Regions from separate parts of the Homo sapiens genome. Here all the other regions are linked to region 2. Evidence: chromatin loops called from intact Hi-C (ENCODE). Cell type or tissue: heart left ventricle. All regions are shown on one strand. Each heading gives the region's core, and the rest is flanking DNA. Links, peaks and the distances in the headings are about the cores only.

Region 1 (5,718 bases), core at 541-5,540, 780 kb after region 2:
AGAACACCTGAAAACAATAGAATTAATGGATGACAGAACTTTATAAAAATAATTTTTAAAATGTCTCAGTGAGATGAATTTTTTTCTCTTCATTTAATCCTGGCAATAGGCATTTCATGGCACAGAAGGGTTTGTGCAATTTATTTAAGCTTCCAGACCACGTAGGTACCCCACAATTTTGCTAATGATGCCCAGGATGCCCTCAATTCAAACAGGTTAGGCCACATATAAGATGACAGTGAATTGAATTCGTGGTTATTTAAGGACTATTTAGTTAGGGGTGTGAGAAACTACACTTGAAATCAAAGTTGACCAAAGAAGTGCATTTATTACTAACATGTGCTTAGTTTCATTCAATTACAAGGATAAGCAATTAGATATTATATTATGAATATGTATAGCTGAAGTTTGTAAGCAATTAGAGCAAAATGACAAAGTAGTTTTATGACTGCTTATTTAGCTAAATGGACCATATTTATTGTAGAACACCTTTCCCCCTATTAAAAAAATGAGAAATTTTAGTTCAAAATTTGGCATAACAAATAACTGATAGCATTTAGCTATTCCATTTGAAATACTGTATATTTAGCTTATTATATCTTAACCACTGAAAGAGAATCTAATTATTTCCAGTTTTTCGACAACATCAAGAGGCAATGTAGTGTAGTAGAAAAATTGCTGGATTTACTGCCAGAATCTGGCTGTGCAAACTTAAACGAGGCATTTACCCTATGCTTCATTTTACTAATGTGAAAAATAGAATAACTGTCTTATAAGACTATTGTAAGAATTGCATGAGAAAACAGATAAATACGTGTTGAACTGTATTCCTTCTCTTTTCCCCCACTCACCTAAGAAGTAAACAAAACCAAAGTAGCTGGATAGATTCCATCTTTTGAGGCTTCATGACACTGTTTCCATTTTTCTCTGGATATTCCAACAATCTTGCTTCTATTTATGACTTTCTTTTCTAAGATTGAAAGGACTATGGGAGATAAGGTGATGGAATATTTGTGCTGTTCACATGGTGAGATTCACAATTGTACTGATAGCTAGCTTGCTTGGAATACTTTATTAGGACCTGAATCCTAGCTCTGCTGCTAGCGGTGTAATCTTTATGCTTTAGTTCCTCCTGATAAAGGCTTAAAGGAGAGAACTTTAAGGTACATTTCAGTTCTGTAATTCTATGAACTCCAACAATTTTTATTCTGCCTTGAACCTGCACCACCTCAGAGATTTTTCAAAGAATAATTTTGTCCTTGCCAGCAAAAGATAAAGAATTGAGTTAAAGTAGTAAGCAGTGCGCATTTACTTTCCACAGGTTGGAATATGAGAAGAATAGAACCACTGAGCAATTATTCCTCTTTCTCATCTCAACACCTCTTATCCTTTTGCTCCCTTTCCCTCTCTCTGCTCCCCTCTGGAGGCCTTGCCATTTTCCAAATTGTATTCATGCCTTTTCCTAAATTTGTAACATTCTTTAACCAGTGTATAAAAAGACTATGGAAGATACATAGATATTTGACCCTGTCCTTTTCAAATGTAAATATGTATATGAATGATCGGAGATTTTGTTAAAATACAAACTTGGATTCAGTGTGTTTAGCATGGGTTCGGATCCTGCATTTCTAACAAGTTCCCAGGTGATGCTACTACTCCTGGAATCACCCTGTGGGTAGCAAGGGGTGGAACCATTCTGTGAACTAAAGAAACCCTAAATGTAAAACTGAAAAGCATAGTAATAAATGTTATATTTCAATTTTGTTTAAAAAAAATCCTTTTTAACGACCTTCTCAAAAATATAATCGCACATCAAAGCTGAAATTTCCAGAAAGGCAATGTATTATTCCTACAATTGCTCTATTCTCATGTCATTTATTAGATTATGACCTATGCATTTTTTAATTTGGCAAAGTGCTGTCATTAGACAATGTAAACATCACTAGTTAATTTTGAAAACATAAACATATAAGAGAATTTAATTAAGCTATATAATTCAGATGATCAAATTATTTAAAATAAAAATTTCTCAATATTTATGACATTTTATAAGCTTTTTGTGCGTGTGTTCCAAAGTCAAAGTAAACATGACACAAAATATTATAGTGCTCTGAAATACTGCAACAGATAACTACTAGTCATCCAAAAGAGTAAATTTATAGAAATCATTTATTTATCTACCTATGTGAAGCTACCTATTTTTTTTTTCACTTTTTACTTAAAATTCCTTAGTATTCAATAGCATTGCTACTAGCTGACAGAAAATGTAAACCAAAATATACACCAAATTGCTAACAGTAGTTATTTGAGAAATGAAAGAATTTGAGTTATGACATTGTTCACTCAAGAGTTATGGAAAAGTTTAAAGATTAAAAGTGGTATTCTAAAATTCCACACTGCTTGCTTTTATAAAAATGTACACGATCATTCCCCTTTCTTAATAAATATATTCTAGATTTTCTTATTTTTAGCATAAGCTCAGTAGAGCCCCAGGTTCCTGGTAGAAACGGAACAGTAACAACAAGAAGAACAAGTTTTATTTAAAAACAAATATCACTTACAGGATTTCTACTATATCTGTACATTTTACTGCACTTTTCCTCATAGAAGAGAGTACTGATGAAGGATTTACCTACATGTATTTTGCAAAGGCACTGTTTTCTGTAGGCTTAATATCAAGGATGGTACCAATAAATAATAGTTGAAGAGAAAAAAATTGGTGGTCAGACAAGGTGAGTAAGATATAGCGAAGGCAGTAGCATCTTAATCACACTGGTACAACATAGGAAGAATTCTCAGTGTTTGCCCTCAATTATGGCCCAGAAGATGATTTTGTGTCCTAAGATCCTGGTAACACTGTATGAGTGTTAGGCCCAAAATTAACCCTGCACAACCAGTTTCAAATCCTATGAGAATTCAGTAAATTTTTCTAGTATTCAACTTAAGAAACTACAGACTCATGCAAATATTAAAACGACATTCAAAAAGGTTTTTAAAAGGTCTTGCTAAAATATCAACAATACCAAAAACTCTGTAGATTGGTTTTTAAAATGTTATTCTTGTAGAAAATTTTAGGCTTGCATGGAATACTGCATCTGTGAGACTCATTTACCTCTATAGTAGTATTTATCTTTTAAGCAGAACGAAGTTTAGTTTTCCTTTTAAATAAATCACCTACCACTTAATAATGTGGGAAATGTAACACAGACAACCAATTCATTTTGTTAATCAAAAAAGAAAACTGAAAGAAATGAAGCTGTTTTCAAGAGTAAGCTTCGTTATGCAAAGGAAAATATTTCTTTTTTATTAGCTCCATCTGATGGCTGATCTGGTTTTTACACACTGCCTGGAGATAAATTTCCAACAGTAATTTTGTGGTTTTCTCTCCCTCTTCTCTGTCAGAAAGGTGTGCTATATTGAGAAGAGGCTACTCAACTTTTTATGTGACTAATTAGTTTACTGAATTCTGCAAAATATTTACAACTGTAAACAGTAAAGAAATCTTGTTAATCTTGTCAGATATTGTTCCTTCCAGTTGAGGAACATAAATGTCAGTGATTAGTATTGTAAAATTTAAAATTTGAAAATATGGACATATTGTCAATATTATCCTGTATGCACATCTTCATACAAACCTCTCAGATAGGCTTAGCTTACCTCTTGCCTAATTTATGTTTGGCATGTACATGGAGATAACAAGTTGTCATACACAAAACTGATTTTATTGTCCTCATTCATATTTTATATTAATGGACCAATTTGGTGAAACCTGTTTATATGATATGCCATCCTAATATTACCGGATATGAGCCTGCATGCTTGAAAATCTAATTCTGCCAATGTAGATAAAAACCAGCTTAAGATTTAAATGTTGAATGTTGAAATATATAACTGAGCTTAAGCATCAAATAATAAGTAAATTAAGAAAATACTATACCTCAGCATCATATTCCCATAACTGATTTCCTCTCATATGGTGGCATTTTAACATGATTACAGGTCCATTGAGTCTAGAAACATCCAAGCACAAGTCATCGGTTCGGATTTCTTTGTCAGCAGTGTAAGAAAATACCTGAAAATATAAATTCAGCTAATAAAAAAAATGTATGTTTTAAAATGTCACAATAGAGCAGATCTATCCAGGGAAGCTTTCGTATCAGATAAACTTGTGTTTTCAAACGATTGCTGGTATGTTATCTTGAGAAAGCTAATTCATCTCTTTGAGTCTTTTTCCTCAACTGCAAAATAGGGACAAAGTCATCTGTTTTATGATGTTTTGGTGAGGCCTCAGTTTAACAAAACAAACCTTTAAATACCCATTATTTGCTGGCACTGTAGTTCTTTCATGATACTTGCATTATAAAGCTCTCAATAGGTTAAGTAAAATAAAGTTTACAAACTGCATGGAGCTCAGTGAAGGCAGTCCCTGTTCCTACTATTGTATGACCAGTTCTCCAATTCTACAATGTCATTTTTTCATATAGAAGTTTAAATCTTTCTTCTGATAACATAAGTACATCGTGTAAGTTTTATTAAATACTGTCAGTGAGCTTCTGAAGGTTGTAGAAGTATCTTCTCTAGAGATCTTATTAAAGGTAGGCTCTACACTTATCTCTCTAATATGGTTTGCCTAAGCTTAACTACATCAATTCTTCTGAAAATATCCAAGAAATGTCACGGTGGATTATGGACTCTTTGTTAGATAATTCAATTGAACTATAATAATCTTTATTATTTTGTTCCTGGTGTGAATAATTTATTTACAACATTGATTATTAAGGTTTCATGAGGGTTTTTTTTTTTTTTTTTTTAGATGGAGTCTTGCTCTGTCGTCAGGCTGGAGTGCACTGGCGTAATCTGGGCTTACTGCAACCTCCGCCTCCCGGATTCAAGCGATTCTCCTGCCTCAGCCTCCCGAGTGGCTGGGACTACAGGCATGCGCCACCATGCCGGCCTAATGTTTTGTATTTTAGTAGAGACGGGGTTTCACTATGTTGGCCAGGATGGTCTCAATCTCCCGACCTCATGATCCACCTGCCTCGGCCTCCCAAAGTGCTGGGATTACAGGTGTGAGCCGCCATGCCCAGCCTCATGAGGGTTATTAAGCACATAATTATAGAATGTGTTTTCTTCTTTTAACTACGATAAGCATTGTTCAGTATTCTGTGGGTTTTTCTTTCTCCTTGCAATGTCAACAGAATACATAATGAGAAAGGTCATGTCAGGGTCTTTTTGTTTCTCAAAGATATCTGATGAAATCTGAGGAAGTCAGCTTTACAAATAACATAAACTCTGGAGCTCCGTAAGCTGAACGAGTTAGTCTTGGAAGAGTTGCCTCTGCAGCATTGCTACTCAGAACTTCTATGAAAACCACAAGAAGTGGTGAGAGGAAGCGGCAAAATCAATGACAGAACACAAATACCCTCTTCTGCCAACCGCTTAAAAGGAAATTATGGGGGGCTGGGTCGGTGGTTCGGTGGCTCACGCCTGTAATCCCAACACTTTGGGAGGCTAAGGCGAGAGGATTGCTTGAGCCCAGGAGTTTGAGACCAGCCAGGGAAACATACAGAGATGTCAGCTCTACAAACGATAATAAAAAGAAAATTATCCAAGCATGGTGGTACACGCCTGTTGTCCCCACTACTTGGGAGGCTGAGTGGGAGAGGCTGAGGTTGGCAGATTGCTTGAGCCATGATCACACCACTGCACTCAGTCTGG
Region 2 (5,718 bases), core at 341-5,340:
TTTTCTTGTAAATTTTGTTAAGTTCCTTGTAGATTACAGATATTTGACCTTTGTCAGATGGATAGATGGCAAACATTTTCTCCCATTCTGTAGGTTGCCTGTTCACTCTGATAATAGTTTCTTTTACACCATGGAATATCATGCTGCCATAAAAAATAATGAGATAATGTCCTTTGCAGGGACATAGATGAAGCTGGGAGCCATCATACTCAGCAAACTAACACAGGAATAGAAAACCAAACACCGCGTGTTCTCACTCATAAGTGGGAGTTGAACAATGAGAACACATGGACACAGGTAGGGGAACATCACACACCAGGGCCTGTCTGAGGGGGTGGGAGGCAAGGGACGGGAGAGCATTAGGACAAATACCTAATGTATGTGGGGTTTAAAACCTAGATGACAGGTTGATAGGTGTAGCGAACCACCGTGGCACATGTATACCTATGTAACAAAACTACACTTTCTGCACATGTATCCTGGAACTTAAAATAAAAAAATAAAAAACAAGCAACAAAGGAAGGTCTGATAATGATTAGCTTTCTAGAAACACCCGGATTTTTAGGGCAGAAACGTTAATAACTGTTAAAATAAAGGAGAAGCTATTATGAAAAAAATCTCAAAACTGGAAAACAAAGTTGACAAGATATCCCCAAAGCTATAACAGTGATGTATTTTTCCTTTCATAAGAGGAAAGCCTGCCTTCTTTGCAAAGCATTTAAAATGTATTTTACTTGATGGTGAAAGCAGAGATAATTTTGTAGAATTATATGTTTAGGGTTCAAAGGGACATTTCGGATAATCTGTGCCAATGTCTTGCCTACAAAGATAAGAAAATTCAGATTGAACATGGTTATGTTGCCCAAGGTAATTATTGGAGTCACTCAATGGACTGCTTCTTCTATTGATTTTTGGAACACGTGTCATTGACTGTTCCTTTACAGATGTCTTTATCATGTTGCTTCTCTCGTTACTTGTGTTTTTTCTTTCCTCTAAGTCTTCCTATTCATTCTCTCCACCAAATATATTAATGTCACATCATATACAAAAATAAATTTTGTAGAGTTTTGTAATCCTGTTTTTAAAATAGTACTTTTCTTGATATTATATAAATATGATAAATGTTGTTGTTAAAAGTGGGAAAATGGCAAAAAATCAAACATGTGAAGTATTTGCTATTGTGCATAGATTTATTATTTAGCTATGTTAAATATATCCCATCTCCACAATTAGACCAATGCTTATATTAGGAAGGAAACTTATATGTGAAACCAAAGTGCACCTTCGATTATGATTGATTATATAATTGATGAACACCTTGTAGGCATTCATACATTTTAGTGACTCATTAATTTATTAGAAAACTTTTTTACCTCTGAAAAATCTATGCTCCATTAATGTACATTTGAAAACACTACTTAAAACAACTATTTAACACAAAAATATATTTACCATTCTTTCTAGCTAAAATAAAAACAATGAAATCCTAAAATAAAAGGACAATGGAAAATTGAGCTGTAGCTAAATATTTAAATTATCTTAGACTCATGACTTGAAAAGTGTCTTAGAAATAATCTAGTTCAATATCCTACTTCTACTTCAATATTGCAATTAAGGTATTCCAATTCAGTGTTTAGCCTCTACATGACACTCAGCAGATTAAAATAAAAATCTGACTACCTTTTCATTATGTATTTTGCATTCATTGTAGATTTGCTGTCTGGAGAGATATATGAAATTTAAAGATGGCAATCCATTCCCTTCCCATCATGCTTCTTTTTCTACAGGTAAGCATTTTTCATTTCTCTAACTTTCCAACTCTTCTCCCATATCCTAATATTCCAAAGCTTTATCATTCTATTTATATATCTTTGCACACACTTTTTTTTTATTTCAATTTGATCCTTAAATTGCGAAGTTCAAACTAAGCATAATGCATTAGGTACATTCTTACTTAGAGCAATGTGTGGGCAGCACTGGATTTTTCTGGGCATGCGTTTGTCGCAAGGCAACTTAACTTCAAATTAACTCTTATTAGAGACATACACTTTTATGACTAATAGTCTTCTTATAATCACGCCATCTTCCAGTGTATACTTACATGATTTATTTACTTTTTAAATCTGAAAATAGAATATTATACTTTTTCTAAACACGATGAAATGAAAACAAGACATATGATTTATCCTAAAAGAATTGATGAGCCAGTAGGGGGCACACAGGAAACATCTAGGAAACACTACACTGTGAAATATTCACTTAAATGAATGAACCAAGTATATTGCAAAGGAGAATTAAATAGATACCTTAATAGAGACAAATAACATGGTATAGCAGAAAAAGGAAAAGAGTTTCATTTCCACATAAAATTTCAAGAAAGTTTTTATTGCATAATAAATTTTACTAAGTTTGGAAGGAAAAAATATAGAAGCATTGTATTGCATTATTGTTTTTGGTTTATTTGTTTTTCTCTCTTATTTGATCATGTTTATTTTATAGTAGAGACCTAACCTAATATTTAATGTCTTTAATACCAAATATAGTGCCTAGCCTAGTGCAGTTATCATATTCATGTTGAATTAATGAGTAAATGATGGATATTATTGGAAAAAGATACAAGGTTAGAAAAATGTTAGTAATAAAATGACATGGTAGATTCTTTGTTTACTGTAATTTTAATGCAGGTTTCATGAGGACCTTGGTTTTCAAAAAAGACCATCAAAAGGTCAGTTAATGTCAACATAATGGCAGTTGTGTTTGCCATGGTAAGAATGTTACTGTGTGGAGGTAGGAGATGATCTTAAAGACAGGTGTGACATGATAGGCATTGTCTTCTATGAATATGCTACTTAGTAAGGAAAAGGATACACTTGAAAATTTAAATAGAGTGGGAAGATGAGATCAGAAACTATTGTAATCATGAAGACAGAATGTAAAGGGTCAGAATTAGGGCAATATCACAAGACATTTGTAAAAAGTTTTATTAGATATAATTCACATCATAAAGATTCAGATTACAGATTTCCTGGATGACTTTTTAGTTGAAATGGTAGGAAAACAGAAGTTTAGAAATCTACCCTGTGTATCTGAGAAGACTAATGTGACTCAAGAAAGTCCTGATGTTCAATACCCTATTTAGTGTATTAAATGCAATGAATTTTTCTAAGTAATTCTTGTATTACATTTATATGTACTCAAAGGTAAGGTATTTCTTTTCCTGTGTTCCTGGTCATCAATTTATTTATTTATTAATTTAGGAAAACATTTATTTAGTCACTCATTTAAACTATATGTTTTAAACCGTTGTAGACTATAACACCACAATGGGGTACCAGACAGCTATATTCTACATAAAATTGTTTTCAAAGTTTCCTGATGTCAATTTATCTTCCAGAGAAACCCAGAAAAGGGGGAACTATTGAATTTCTATCCTGTTAACAATAACTTTCACTAGGTTTTTCTCAAATCCAATGCCTACAAATTGCCCAGACTCTCTTCTGAGCTATCCAACTATATCCCAAATCCCCAATAAAACAATAATTTGAATAAATATGCTATTGGATATAGTGTATATTTATAAACTATGATAGTATCAAACAGGCTTACAATTTTTGTTGCTTGTTAATGCAGTTTTTGAATTCTTTAACTTATATGATATAAAGAGAAGCGATTTCTGTAGAATTTCATTCTCCCGAAAATGTATCTTATGACACACTGAATGAAAAGCAATAAACACACTGTTAAGCAGAAAATTTCTGTCATTTATTTGTTTTCTCTTTTGTCTCAGAAGAAAGTCAAAATATTCGGTTGCTACATTAACAGCTTATTACAAGATCAGAGAGCAAAACAATCTAGAGATTTATTAGCACATACTAAAATCAGAGAAGTGTTTGTTTCATTTTGTGATTCAACCAAATGAAAGTCCATCATAGGTTTGGCACAAAATCTGCGCTTATAATGTTAGTATGCTCATAATAGTCAGTAAACACTGAGTAATAGAATAAGTCTAGTGACAAACTTTTACTGTTAGAGCCAAAGTGGAAAAATATCTTAGAAATTAATTTCAGTGAGTGTAATTTCTAGTAGCCTTTGCACATAAATTGAAAAAAAAGCTCTTGGATTGTCTGAAATCCTTCAGTTTTACATGTGACCATTAGAAACAACAGTAAAGTACATATTTCAGGTATATTACTAAACTAGCAAGAATGATAATCTTTCTACAGACATATTTATTATGAGGCATAAACCGAGGGCTCAGTGCACCTCAATGTGAGCTTACATAAATGGATCATACTACATCTAGTATTAAGAAACTTACTTTTTTTCATTTAATATTGTGGCTATAGCTCTGTTTTTATTTATCATAATGTATCACAGTTTATTGAACAGACTGTGTTTCCATATATTTCATTATAATCCATGATGTTGTGAATCTCTTTCTATACACATATATACACACACACAGAAGTTAAACTGCCAAAGCAAAATGTATGCATTTTTCATTTGCATAGACAATCCTAAGTCCCTTTCAAAAAAGATGGACAATTTCACACTCTCACCAAAACTGTGTGATGATATGCATTTTCTCACACACTATCAACAGTAGATATAATCAATATTTTTCCTTTTCTCCTATGATGATTGAAAAATGATATATGCCTCAAATTCTTCATGTTGATTCTTATATATTATAGCATTTTCACTGTTTAGTTGAACGTTTTCTTTTAATTACATATATTTTTTAATTTTTAATTTTAACTTTTGTGAATACATATTAAGTGTATACGTTTATGGGATACATGAGATGTTTTGATACAGGTGTACAATGTGTAATAATCACATGATGTGCAATGAGGTGCCCATCCCCTCAAGCATTTATCCTTTGTGTTACAAGCAATCCAGTTATAATCTTCTAGTTATTTTTAAATGTACAATTAAGTTATTATTGGCTGTATTGCCCCTGTTGTGCTATCAAATACTAGGTGTTGTTCATTGTGCCTGTTATTTTGTACCTATTAACCATCTCCACTTCCTCCCCACCCACCCGACTACCTTTCCCAGCCTCTGGTAACCCTCCTTCTGCTCTTTATCTCTATAGGTTCAATTGCTTTGATTTTTAAATCCCACAAGTATGTGATGACATACGATGTTTGTCTTTCTGTGTCTGGTTTATTTCACTTTGTAGAAAGACGTCCAATTCCATTCGTGTTGTTGCAAATGACAGTATCTCATTCTTTTGTATGGCTGAATAGTACTCCATTGTTTATAAGTACCAAATTTTCTTTATTCATTTATCTATTGATGGGCACTGAGGTTGCTTCCAAAGTTTGGCTATTATGAACAGTGCTGCAACAAACATGGGAGTGCGGATATCTCTTTGATATACTAATTTCCTTCCATTTGGGTATATACCTAGGAGTAGGATTGCTGGAGCATATGGTAGCTCCATTTTTAGTTTTCTGAGGGACCTTCTAATTATATTTTTTAATTGAAATTTGGCCAATATATGGGAAAATTGGTCATTTCTTATCTTATATCAAGCCATATTAGCTCATACTGGTTTAAATGTAGTTTTAAAGTGTTTGATGTTATTATATCATATTACTATTATTTTGTATAATGTTTAAGACAATGCACTTTTAGTGTGACATATCAGGACTCGAATCTCATTTTTAATGTTAGGCATATTCTGTATTCTTTTCTAGATCATATTAATAA
Region 3 (5,718 bases), core at 511-5,510, 600 kb after region 2:
ATCTTCCTACCTCAGCCTCTCAAGTAGCTGGGATTACAGGCATGTGTCACCACACTCAGCTAATTTTTGTATTTTGGGGGTTTTGCCAAGAGACAGGGTTTTGCCATGTTTCCCACGCTGGTCTCAAACTCTTGGGCTCAAGCTTTCCTTCTGCCTTTGCCTCCCAAAGTGGTGGGATTACAAGCATAAGTCACCAGGCCTGACCAACGCCCATATATTTGATGCCACTGCTACATGGGGGACACACTGTGTTGCACATTGTTAATTCCAATGGACATAATAAAATGGTTACGATTCTTTAAAATTATGTGTATATAGTATCTGTATGACCTTCATTACAGCACACAACAAATCATTTACCAAGTGCCTTTAATGTGCCAGATCCTGTGCTAGGGTATGTTAAAAATGAGAAAGCTATAACTTCTCTTCTCAGGAATTCTTGGTCTAGTGCACCTAAAAATTATGAGACTCTAAAGATACAGGCTTGAAAAATGTAGACTATGAGGATAAAAGAGAGCCATGAAGAAGAAACCATAAGGAAGAGGCACTTTAAACCTTTCCCACTGAAAGCAATATGTTAATTCCTTAGTCAGCTCTACAATTCTCTGAATGAGGAGTGTGTGTTTGTGTGTGTGCATGTGCCATAAACACCACTGGTGGAAGAACAAGAGAATTCCAGTTCATAAGTAGAAACTGTGGAAATGAAGGAAAAGGAAAAACTGCAGAAACTACACAAGGCTAGACTTCACTTTCCATATTCCTATTTCTTGATACCTACCCGAGAGTCACGGTCAGAAATCACAGCTGTTCCATAACACTCTGAGGGCATGATGGTCTGATACATGACAGATTCATCTAAGAGAGGATCCAGTACACATTCTATACATAGAAGTTTTGCTTCATAAAGAGTAATTAAGAAGAGGAAAAGAAAAATTATGAGCAAATATTTATTGAAAACTAAAGAAAATAGAGAGACACTTATTATAGCACATATTGAGAAATACACTTGAGAACAATTGTACCAGATGCCGACTTGCAGTATGCTCTAGGATAAAAAGGAAAAAAAATGAAAATGGTTCTCCAAACCCAAGGTAAAAATGAACACAAAGAGTAATAACACTAATAATATTTGTAAATAATGAACTCAATTACAGAAGATTTTTACACTCAGAGTCCTGGTGCTCTAACATTTTTAGATATAAATTTGGTTAAATTTCTATTTTAAAAATGATTCCTTCTATAATCTACCTTAATATATAGTAATAGAACAGCTCAAAAGCTTCCTCACAGAAGGTTGCCACAGCAACAACCCTTCGATATACATGCACAAAATTGAGGGGAAAAATACAGGTAAAATGCAACGGACTATGAAATAAAACAGTTAATTTTCAAGGGAGGAATAAGAAGTCAGAGGGAGATGGAGAAAGAGGAAAGGATCAGATTGCAGCATGGATAAACTATTTTAGCATTGGTCATTTCTGGTTCCATACAGCTGTGGATACACCTCCAAAAAATCTAACACAGAGGAAGGATACTCCTGAAAGACAGGCAAGGATAATGGACACAATGATGATTTTTGAAGTAAGAGCAGGAGAAAAATTGTGTCCCAAGGGCTGGCCCATATCCAAACAGAACTAAAATAAGATTGATACACACAAAAAAGGAAGCTCAGTCTACCTTTATTCCTAGTTGCCCTTGATGCCAAGTATTCATATGCCTTTGCCAACATTTTAATGTTTTGTACACTCAAGAAAATTTGACTTGAAGAAAGCTCTGCATTGAGTTTAGCTATTTCACCCTCTTTTTGAACCCTTTGGTCCCAGTGAAAGAAGACTTTCCTGGCACAATCAAGCCAGATAAATGTACAAGCGAGGCAGTACTTGACTTAAATACTATTACTTCCTGCTGCTTCTGGTGACCTCTCCTACCCTCATATTTCTACTCTCTGGTGCCTAATATCGGTGGATGCACACTGGGCAGCCTCCAAAATTCAAGACCTATCATTTTATCTCATCCCTAGAATTTTCCACCTGTGTAATTTTCCTTTTTTCATTATTTGCACTGGATTTCACATTGGCCTGTTTCTTTTCCTGAGGGTCATGGTAAATAACTTTAATCAATCGAACAAGAAGGGCTAACATTTACTGAGATACTATTGATGATTTATGCTAAGCCCTTTTATGGTATTTAATACTTATGACTGTACTATGATGTTGATATTATTATCCCCACTTTTAAGGTAAAGAGTGTGAGTGTTCAAGGTATTATATCACTTGAATAAAGTCACACAGTTAATATGTGAAAGTCAGGAATTGAGTCCACAGCATGACTCCAAAGTTTAATTTGCTAGTCATCATACTCACTGCTTCCTACTGACTAATCCATTTGAAGATTTTCATGAGTCGTAATGCTCTAGGGTGGCCTTCTCTTCCTCTAAACAATATTTTCTTTTTTCCAAGGAATCTTCAGTGCATTAATAGAACTGATTAGGAAGCAGATTTTGATTGAGATATGTTTGACTCAGTCTCTCAAATTTCACTGTGTATGTGACTGTCCTTTCCATTTTCGCTAGCATTTTTGCGCCTCTGCTCTCAGCTTATGTCAAGGATACTTTTCACCGAAATCCAAGCATCTGTCTGTCTCATAGAATCCAGTGCTCAAGTATGTGTGTGGCTGAAGCTTTTCTGGGTGACACACTGCTCCCTCTGCTGGACTGTGGAGGACAAAGAGAAAAAGCATCTTCAAATCCTAAAGTTTTACATGGTGCCTAACTTACTTTACAATTTTGGAAAAATTAAGAGAGGCAATGATCAAAAAAATATTCAAGGGTATTTTGGCCCCAGATAGCTGAGAAGTAATAAGGGATTCCAATGAGGTCTTTGCCTAGCACAAATGTGTCTTCTGTGACTAGGTTTTATTTTTATTTAGGAGGCACAGCAAACGTATGTTTTCAACATCAACAGCAGAAGCTTGCAATTGTCATTGTGATCTGTTTTGCAGATAAAGCTGGCATTACTAGCTTAAACTTCTGCTATTTGTGAACCATTCCTGGCATGTAGACTGCACGTGCTTTAATCTGGGAATGTTTTACAATCTAGAAAAATATTAACATGAAAGAATATGTATTGACATGGTAAAGCAATTTATAGCAAAGATAATCTAAGTTTACTACAATACAGACAAGATACTGAATAACGTGTAGTGCAAATATGGCAAGAATAGTAGCTGAGTTATTTAAAACCTTAAAATACAGTTTAGCTCATATGAATTCAAGTAACATGGCAAGATTCATGATTTGTTAATTTTATTCATTTATTCACTCAACAAACACTTATAATGCTCTATGTGATAGTCTCAGAGTTGGGTGTAGAAAACATTTTTTTTTATATATATCCCTGAAAGCAAACCCAGAAACTAAGATTTGTTTGCAAGTTATTTCCTTGGGAAGTGATCCAGGGAAACACCTGGGTAGGGGAAGTGGAAAGCAAAGAGAAACAGGGAAAAGATGAAAACTGATGAAAGGTACATTATTAAGCATTACTGTGGGTCAACTAGAATTGAATCAGGCTGGTGAATTCTGGTAGCCAGTGTAGAGCACGTTCATCCTAGTTATCCTGCCTGAGGAGCAAGAGGGCTGGAATATGTATATACCAACTTTTAGAAGTCATCATTTGAGGGCTGAACCTGGGTTGGGGGAAGGGAGGGATTAATTCTCTAGGATCTCCACATGCAGTGCATGTGACTAGAGTGCACAGGTGCTAGAGCAAGCCCAAGCAAAGAACGTCCAGTTTAGTGATTCAGATGGTAAGGCCCAGGGGACATAAGGAGGCCAACTATACACCTGCTAGAGAAGACCAAAGTGGTTAGGACATAATAACTGACCTTGAAGAGCTCACAGTCTCTTAAGAGATGGAAGTCAGGATCACAGGAGATTGCCCTGAGTTGACCTGGTTTGACCTGAAGAAAGAGAAGTACCCTGCACCATTTGTGATTAAAGGCAAGGAGACAGAGATAGTTGAGAATCAGATAAGGTTATAGTTAGAAGTGTAAGCAATTGATGAACTAAAGAACACAGGCCTCATCTACTAAGGAAGTAGGACCTGGGTAATCACCGAGAGTCAGGGAGAGAGTACAGCGAGAGATGCTCCAAGAAGGGGAAAGGGAGACAATCAAAAACAATTAAAAACCAATCAAATGTAATAACAGATAAAGGAATGTAGAAAAGCTATTTGTAAAACCTTTATTAAACACAATTTTGGGATTCTCTTGAACCACATACATAGAGGTAGAAGATATTTAATGAAGACAGAACAATAGATATATTTCTTGACTTTCCTAATGTCATCTCAGTCTCTAAAGAATCTAATTTTATTCTTAGCACTGTAGAACACTGACATTACTAAGCCACATCAAATCACTCACTCTTAAAATTTCAGCAGATGGAAAGTTGTTTAAGGGAAATACTTTCCATTCTTTATCTACTACAATCAGTATTTTCTCATTTGCATTCACTTCTTGCTTGGACCACCAGAAAGACATATGCCTGGATCACATTATCTTAGTGCTTCTTAGTATAATTCTCACTGAATTGTAAACACTTGTTGTATCTTCAGAATTTGTAAAGTAGTTGAAATAGTTATAGTAAATTTGCTTCTATATTTTTCATAAATTTATCATTGATGAGATTGCCTTTTATATGTCTGCTTCAAAGTCCCATGTGAAAAATTTTATTTCAACTGAATGAATTATATATATATATATACACACATATATATGTCCTCCCTTCTGATAATAAAATACTGCAACTTGTTTTGCCAATCTTACCCTGGTTAAAAGGAGCTTGGAAACTAACATAAAGGCAAATATATGTGTGTGTGTGTGTATACACACACACACACACATATAAAACCATATGTATTTTTACATTTATAATATATATCATATTAAAATATATATCAATTAATAATTAATAATATCATTATATATAAAATATATAATTTTATATTATATATAATATTGACCACTTGTTTACTAGTTAGTGATTTTCTATTTTTATTATCATTACCATTGTAAATTTTATTTTATATGACTGAAAGTTACTTAATAAAAAAGTAAGTATAAATGAATTATAAAGTGAAAATTATTTTTGAAGCAATGTGATTTTTTAAGGTATGACATAAATATCCAAAGGGACATCCACCTCCTCCTGCCCATGGCTATACATAGAATGAAACTACTTATCCTATTTATATTAGCTCCATGGCATCACAATCCTGTACTGCTATGTCCTTAACACCAAACATCTTCAACATAGCGATGTGATTTACAGTCCTCAGGGAATCTACGATATAAATGTATCTGCATTAGAGCTTCAGGAAGTAGCTTATTTCCCACAACTACACACCCAAGAGTGGGACCCAGATTCAGTAAGACCCTGGTTGCCACTTTAAGCTTATCAATTTATCATATCCTCAGAATAATCCCAAAAGGTAAAACCCATTTCATAGAAGCTAAGTAAACTTACTAGTAAGAGAATGGGTCAGGATTCAAACATAGGTCTGTCTGAATGTAGACTATAATGTCTATCAAAATACTTTATTATGACTTTTACTTTCTGACTGAACAGTTAATGGTATGAAAGAAAGAGAAAGAAAGAAAGAAAGAAAGAAAGAAAGAAAGAAAGAAAGAAAGAAAGAAAGAAAGAAAGAAAGAAAGAAA
Region 4 (5,718 bases), core at 248-5,247, 770 kb after region 2:
GCTAATTGAGTTTTTGCTGCCCAACTGAACTGGAAATTTATTCAAGATTTGCAGCAGATATCAGCCATGCAGGATGACAGCTGTAGATGGTGACACATCCATTAAAAATTTGAATTTCTAAAATTCTTCATATTTGTGAAATCAGTACACTTTATAACTTAAGAATGCATACATGTTTTGCCTCCTCTGAGACTAGATTTAGCATCTGTAAATGAGATGCAAGTAAAATGGTTGTGAGCAGATACGATCATCATTTCTTAAGTGGTGAAACCATGTGCGGTGGGAGACAGTATTTTGAGGTTTACCGAACTAATTCAGAATATGATCCTAACCTCCCACCAAATTTTTTAAAAAGGTAAAAACAGTTCTGTTTTAGTGTAGTTATTTTTCTCTCTCTGTACACTTTTTTCCTTTTTATTAGACTGTTTCTAAGCACCATGGCAAAATCAAATTTATGGATTGTGTTTACCAGAGTTTACAGAGCTCCACTGGGAAGCCTAGAAATCTCTGCTGATTTCCCTGCAGTCTTTGAAGCTCCATAACATAGAACCTAATCTTCACAGTAATAGGTGGTCTAATTCTCTGTGCAAGCTGTAGGCCAAACCTTACTTTTAACCTGAAGATAATTAGAAGGAAAATGAAAGTGAGTATGTTCCATTAGTTACTACTGAAAAGGCTTTGCTTCCCTGAAACCCAGTTTGCCAAATGATGCTTGGATGTTCCTGTAATCATGCTGTTTCTAGTTTATTTCTGCTGTAGGTCTTAGTGCTTGTATTATTTTAAAGAACTAATTTTATTTAAATGACTAGTAAGAATTTAAATATTTCTAAAGAATCAATATACTAATCATAATTTTTTTTTTTGAGACAGTCTTGAGGCTGAAGTGCAGTGGTGTGATCCTGGCTCACTGCAGCCTCTGCCTCCCAGGTTCAAGCAATTCTCTCACATCAGCCTCCCAAGTAGTTGGAATTACAGGTGCGTGCCACCACATCCAGCTAATTTTTGTATTTTTAGTAGAGACAGGGTTTCGTCATGTTGGCCAGGCTGGTCTCGCAGTTCTGAACTCAAGTGATTCGCCCACCTCAGCCTCCCAAAGTGCTGGGATTACAGGCGTGAGCCACCATGCCTGGCCCCATAACATGTTTAATGAAGATATTTTTCCATTATTGTTCCATTTCTATAATTTTTTGAGTGACAGTATTAGTTTATATTAACAATAAGGGGTCCAGGCAACACCACTTTAGATATATGATCCTTAGAAAAGTTATATTACATATCTGGGTTTCAGTCTTATTATCTATAAACAGAGAAACTAAGACAAGGTCATCTGTAAAGTCCTTTAAAAATCTCTGTGTTTATTCCATTGACTGCACTTAGAAGATAAATTTAGTAATAGTTCTTAAGAAATCATGAAAATACATAATTTTTAAGACAGTGATATCTCTCCTCTGAAAGTCAAAATCTTATACCTTCAAGTGGCCATTGGACACAACCAAAAAATAAAAACCATTTTTAGCTTAATGAAGCAACTTATGTAATATAGCAGCATTTTAATAAAATTTCATATTTCATTTCCATAAGGCAGGATATTTTATCCAGAAAATTAGAGTCCATAGTTTAATGTGAAGAATATTAGGAAGAAAATTAAAATTTGAAGACAAAGTTTTTGGAAATCCTGTCTAAATATATTAGCCTTTATTTTAAAATTTAAAATACAAAAAAAGTATGATACAGTTACACTTAGCAACTTTAACACACATTTTTCAGTTCATTAATTCAAGAAATATTTAGAGAATATATATGCCAGAAATACCAAATGAACAAAACTGACAAAGCCCCTGCCTTCATGGGACTTACCTTCTAGGGCATGTGATGGGCATGTTTGGGGCTGGGGAGGGGGAAGTATAGACAGAAATAAAGAAGCAAACTCATAGATTGTCAGGTACAGGGGATAGGGAAGGCAGATGGGAGAAGGGTTTGTCTTACTGATAAGATAATATTTGAACTGAGATCACTAAGGGGAGCTCTCTGGGGCAGAGGGAACAAAACACTAAAGCAGGAACTTTCTTGGGAGCCATAATAGGGTAAGTAAGAGGCAGAATAATGAGAGATAAGAGATGGTGTTAGAAAAAGGTAGAATTGCATGTGTGTGTGTGTGCATGTGTATGTATGTGTGGTGAGTGGTGTGGACGTGTAGAGGGGTAACACTCATAAAGGACCTTGAAGGCCACCGGAGGGAGAAGTCATTGGAAGATTGTGAGCAGGGAAGTGACACAATCAAATTCATGGTTAACAGAATCACTATGGCTGTTGTACTGAGAAAAGATTGTTCAAGACAAGGACTGGGAAATTAGGGAACTAAATAATAAGCATATTGCGATTAAAAAGGTTAGAGGTAGTGACACCTAGTGGATATGGTGGCAAGTCATTCTTTTCTAGTTATATTTCAAAGGTAGCATCAAGGGGATTTGCTGTTGGATTAGACGAGAGTTGAAACAGAAATAGAGGAGTCAAAAGCAACTTTCAGTTTTTGACCTGAGCATCTGGAAGGTTGAAGTTGCATTAACTGAGATGGAGAAGACCACAGAAGAGATTGGTTTGAAATATGTCAGTCTAGCTCCATAAATAAGGGATAAGACAAGTGCATTATGAATCCAATCATGGTTTTAACTTTTTGTACTGAAGACAATAAACATTTTTGTAAACAAATTAAATGTTAGTCATTGCTTTCTAGTGTTGGATGTTTTGTAATATTTTATGCCACTTTTTGTTAGATACTATAATGGCACGTGTTCAAGCCATCTGAAGATTGTTTAAAAATTCTTTTCTAACATGAAACTCATGTAGTTTTAGTTTTCTCACCATGACCACAATGAACTTTCACATATTTAAAATTCTGCTAAAACGTTTCAAGTTCAGCTTTGATGGGGTAGCTGTATTTATAAAAATTTGCCATTGACCATTTTCTACATAACATGCATTTTGACTAACAAAGCAATAAGTGGAACATATGGTATACATGAGTCCTTGAGAGTTGAAGCTTTTTCAACTTAAGTAATAATGCTGTGCAGGGTCTTTTTACCTTAGTAAGGAGAAGAGGAAATGAGGGGAGAAAAGGAGTGTAAAGATGAAAAATGGGAATTTTACATGAGGCCTCAATGGACTTGAGAGGCTGCTATTAATTTAAGGCAATGGTTCACTGCCTCTTGGGAGTCATAGCCTTCTTTCCAAGTTTGCTGTGAGTGACATACTCCCACCTCAGAAAAAAAAATGCCCTGATATTCAACATTTTGCTTACAATTTTAGGAAATTCACGGATTCACAGAGAGCTCATGGTGAGGGGTGTCTATATTTAAAGAGCAAACCTGAAATGCTCCAGGTTGTAGATTCTTCCCTACAGTTGTACCAATAAAAAGTCAAAAGAGGAAGGAATACCAGTGGCAAAAATCATTTAAGATTTTACTGACCATCAGAAAGTGTCCTCATTTTCATTATAAAGCAGTGTATGTGCATGTCAGAGACATAGTTTGTATGCAGTCAAAATGATTAATCCTTTCTATAAGAGCTTTTTAAGTAAAGATGAGGACCAAAGAAGTGGAATCTTCTGCTCCAGAAAACACTTCTTCCACTTTTCCTCTCAAATTTCTCTTAGCTGCTGAGTGCATTTATAATGGATAACATGCATATATAGGGCAACTCTTTGAGCATTTAAAATGATGTCAAATATAAAAACTTACTAGCAAAAATCTGATTTTTTTTCACTTTCATGGCCTCTGCTAATGTATTTTGAACATAAAGGGTTTTAAGATGAGAAAAGAAAATGTGAATGTAGCCTGATTATAACTATATTCCTTGGGCCATAATATATGGCAAACAATATATAGCAGTTTAATTACAACAAAAGTTTAATGAATGTGTATTGAGTTTATTCCCCTGGTGATAAAATTTTTAGATACTGGAGCACAGCACTGAAAGGTATTCTTTAACATAGAAAATGAAAATGACAGTGGTAACCTAACTAAAATCTTTAAGTGCAATAGAGTTAAAAATTAAGTCTAAAATTCTCCCTTTCACCTGCAATTCTGTACAGCATCAATGGCATGCCACTGTCTATAGAGTGAAGAGAAAAGGGATGGTAGAGTTTGTGGAGACCAAGATTTTGGTTAAGAATTGAGTATCCAACATAAACTCTAGGAGCAAGATTGTTTAGTTTCAGCCTGTGTTAGGAATGATTGCAACCCACTTTGAGTTCTCTCACAGTGATCGAAGTGCTGCGGATTAGACTCATCTTGTTCCCCTCAATGCTTCGCGGATTTCTTTTTTTATGTACTCTAAATTGAATTTAAAAAGTTTCCTTCTCTTTTTTGAATTCACATTGGTTTAAATGTGATGCTTCTGTAAAGGCTCCATGAATTCAATATCCAATGTAATGTTTTTCCTTGTCCAAAACTTGGAACATTTTGTAAGATGAATTCACCATTCAGAAGTAATTTAATATGTGGCCCTGTTGTAGACACAGAAATCAAACATGTTTCCATGAAGGATCCATAAAAAGAGTGAGTTTATAAAGCAACTGATAATATTTCATAATGAAGATTTTATAAGGCATTTACATTATCTCTTTCAATCACCATGACAACCAAAAATAAAATAACCTCCAATTAACCCTATGACATGAGTGCAATAAACATTTTTCTTAAAGCAAACACAATTTGTTTTACAAGTTGTTCTGTTGTTTAATAGTAGTTTGCTATTATTTATATTCTTATGTGCTTTGATCAGATACAAATTTTAGTAGGGAAATAAGCAAACATTTCTAGAAACGAATTAGAAACAATTGTGTTTTAGAATACTAAAAGGATTTTTAAAACTTTCAATTCAGCAAAGTTAATATTTTCCCCCAATTGAAATAATGGAAAAACAAAAGCGTAGACACTTTCATGGCTTGGAGGACATGATCTTCATGTGCCCAAGGTCATGTTCCTTAGCAGCCACTGTTGGGATCTGCTTCCACTACAGTCCTGCATTGTAGGCACCATTTTGTCTTCTTCAGAAGGTTCATCGAGACATTGGTTACTGTTAACATGTCGCAACGTGAGTCTCTGTAAAAGATAACCAATAATCAGTGCAGCTTATTTCGTCTTTAGCTTTGCTAGCACATCAGATAAAATCTGTTCTTTAAAAAATCCTTTATGATTTTTATAGTATAATACACTGTGATAGCTTTGTAAAAGGAACTGTGCACAGGTGTCCCTGGATTAATTATTATACATCTTTGACTGTTATGAAGTCATCATTGTCTAATATACCTTTATTTGCAGATGGCTAAAGAAACTGACTGACATTTATCAAGCATTGCCAAGAATTCAGGCTCCTTTGCAAAAAGCCCATTTGTGAGCTCCGAGTTCAGTTGAGGACTGCAAATATTAACAAGCTTTTGCAAAAGCTTAGTTTTCTTAGGCATGTGTTATTCAGTAACCATTTGGTAAACATGCAAATAGATGGCACAGCTGTGACCCAAATGAACAAAACTGCTAGAGATGTTCCCATTTCAAAATACTAAACAAGCTATAGTATCTGTGACTGTAAGACACTCATTGTAGAAAGTGATTATCAGAGCAAAAAATAATCTGTCTTACTTGATAAAATCCTTACAATAGTTTGGTCTGTATTTTTAAGAATCTTAAAAATATAACATAAAAACAGGGGCATGATGAT

What was found. Peaks named below come from ENCODE experiments on the same cell type or tissue, not always from the same donor. Only the 100,000 strongest peaks of a DNase experiment are listed, where the experiment ranks them.
Region 1: it touches region 2 in a loop (4-fold over the local background); 13 of 110 quality-filtered maps call a loop at or near these places.
Region 3: it touches region 2 in a loop (6-fold over the local background); 33 of 110 quality-filtered maps call a loop at or near these places.
Region 4: it touches region 2 in a loop (5-fold over the local background); 23 of 110 quality-filtered maps call a loop at or near these places.

Annotation. Positions count from the first base shown.
Region 1 is chr2:154,436,946-154,442,663 of GRCh38, reverse strand. GALNT13 (polypeptide N-acetylgalactosaminyltransferase 13) reads right to left here. Exons shown (of 13, transcript NM_052917.4): 12 at 3,938-4,072. It overlaps GALNT13-AS1 (GALNT13 antisense RNA 1), which reads left to right. Exons shown (of 5, transcript NR_161181.1): 5 at 4,814-5,718. Among named protein-coding and RNA genes, the nearest start is that of GALNT13-AS1, 18 kb to the left of the region's middle. In heart left ventricle, for the core only: a CTCF peak has its summit at 3,337 (motif pointing left); no DNase peak of the experiment used is centred there.
Region 2 is chr2:155,220,479-155,226,196 of GRCh38, reverse strand. LOC124908060 (a long non-coding RNA gene) reads left to right here and starts at 180. Exons shown (of 2, transcript XR_007088685.1): 1 at 180-297; 2 at 1,712-3,752. In heart left ventricle, for the core only: a CTCF peak has its summit at 2,215 (motif pointing right); no DNase peak of the experiment used is centred there.
Region 3 is chr2:154,620,990-154,626,707 of GRCh38, reverse strand. No RefSeq gene overlaps it. Among named protein-coding and RNA genes, the nearest start is that of KCNJ3, 75 kb to the left of the region's middle. In heart left ventricle, for the core only: a CTCF peak has its summit at 2,707 (motif pointing left); no DNase peak of the experiment used is centred there.
Region 4 is chr2:154,449,795-154,455,512 of GRCh38, reverse strand. It overlaps GALNT13 (polypeptide N-acetylgalactosaminyltransferase 13), which reads right to left. Exons shown (of 13, transcript NM_052917.4): 13 at 1,534-5,102. The coding sequence ends at 4,962. It overlaps GALNT13-AS1 (GALNT13 antisense RNA 1), which reads left to right. Exons shown (of 5, transcript NR_161181.1): 3 at 871-975. Among named protein-coding and RNA genes, the nearest start is that of GALNT13-AS1, 4.8 kb to the left of the region's middle. RefSeq lists a cis regulatory region at 5,419-5,432 and an enhancer at 5,353-5,497. In heart left ventricle, for the core only: a CTCF peak has its summit at 2,407 (motif pointing left); no DNase peak of the experiment used is centred there; H3K4me3 peaks cover 444 bases.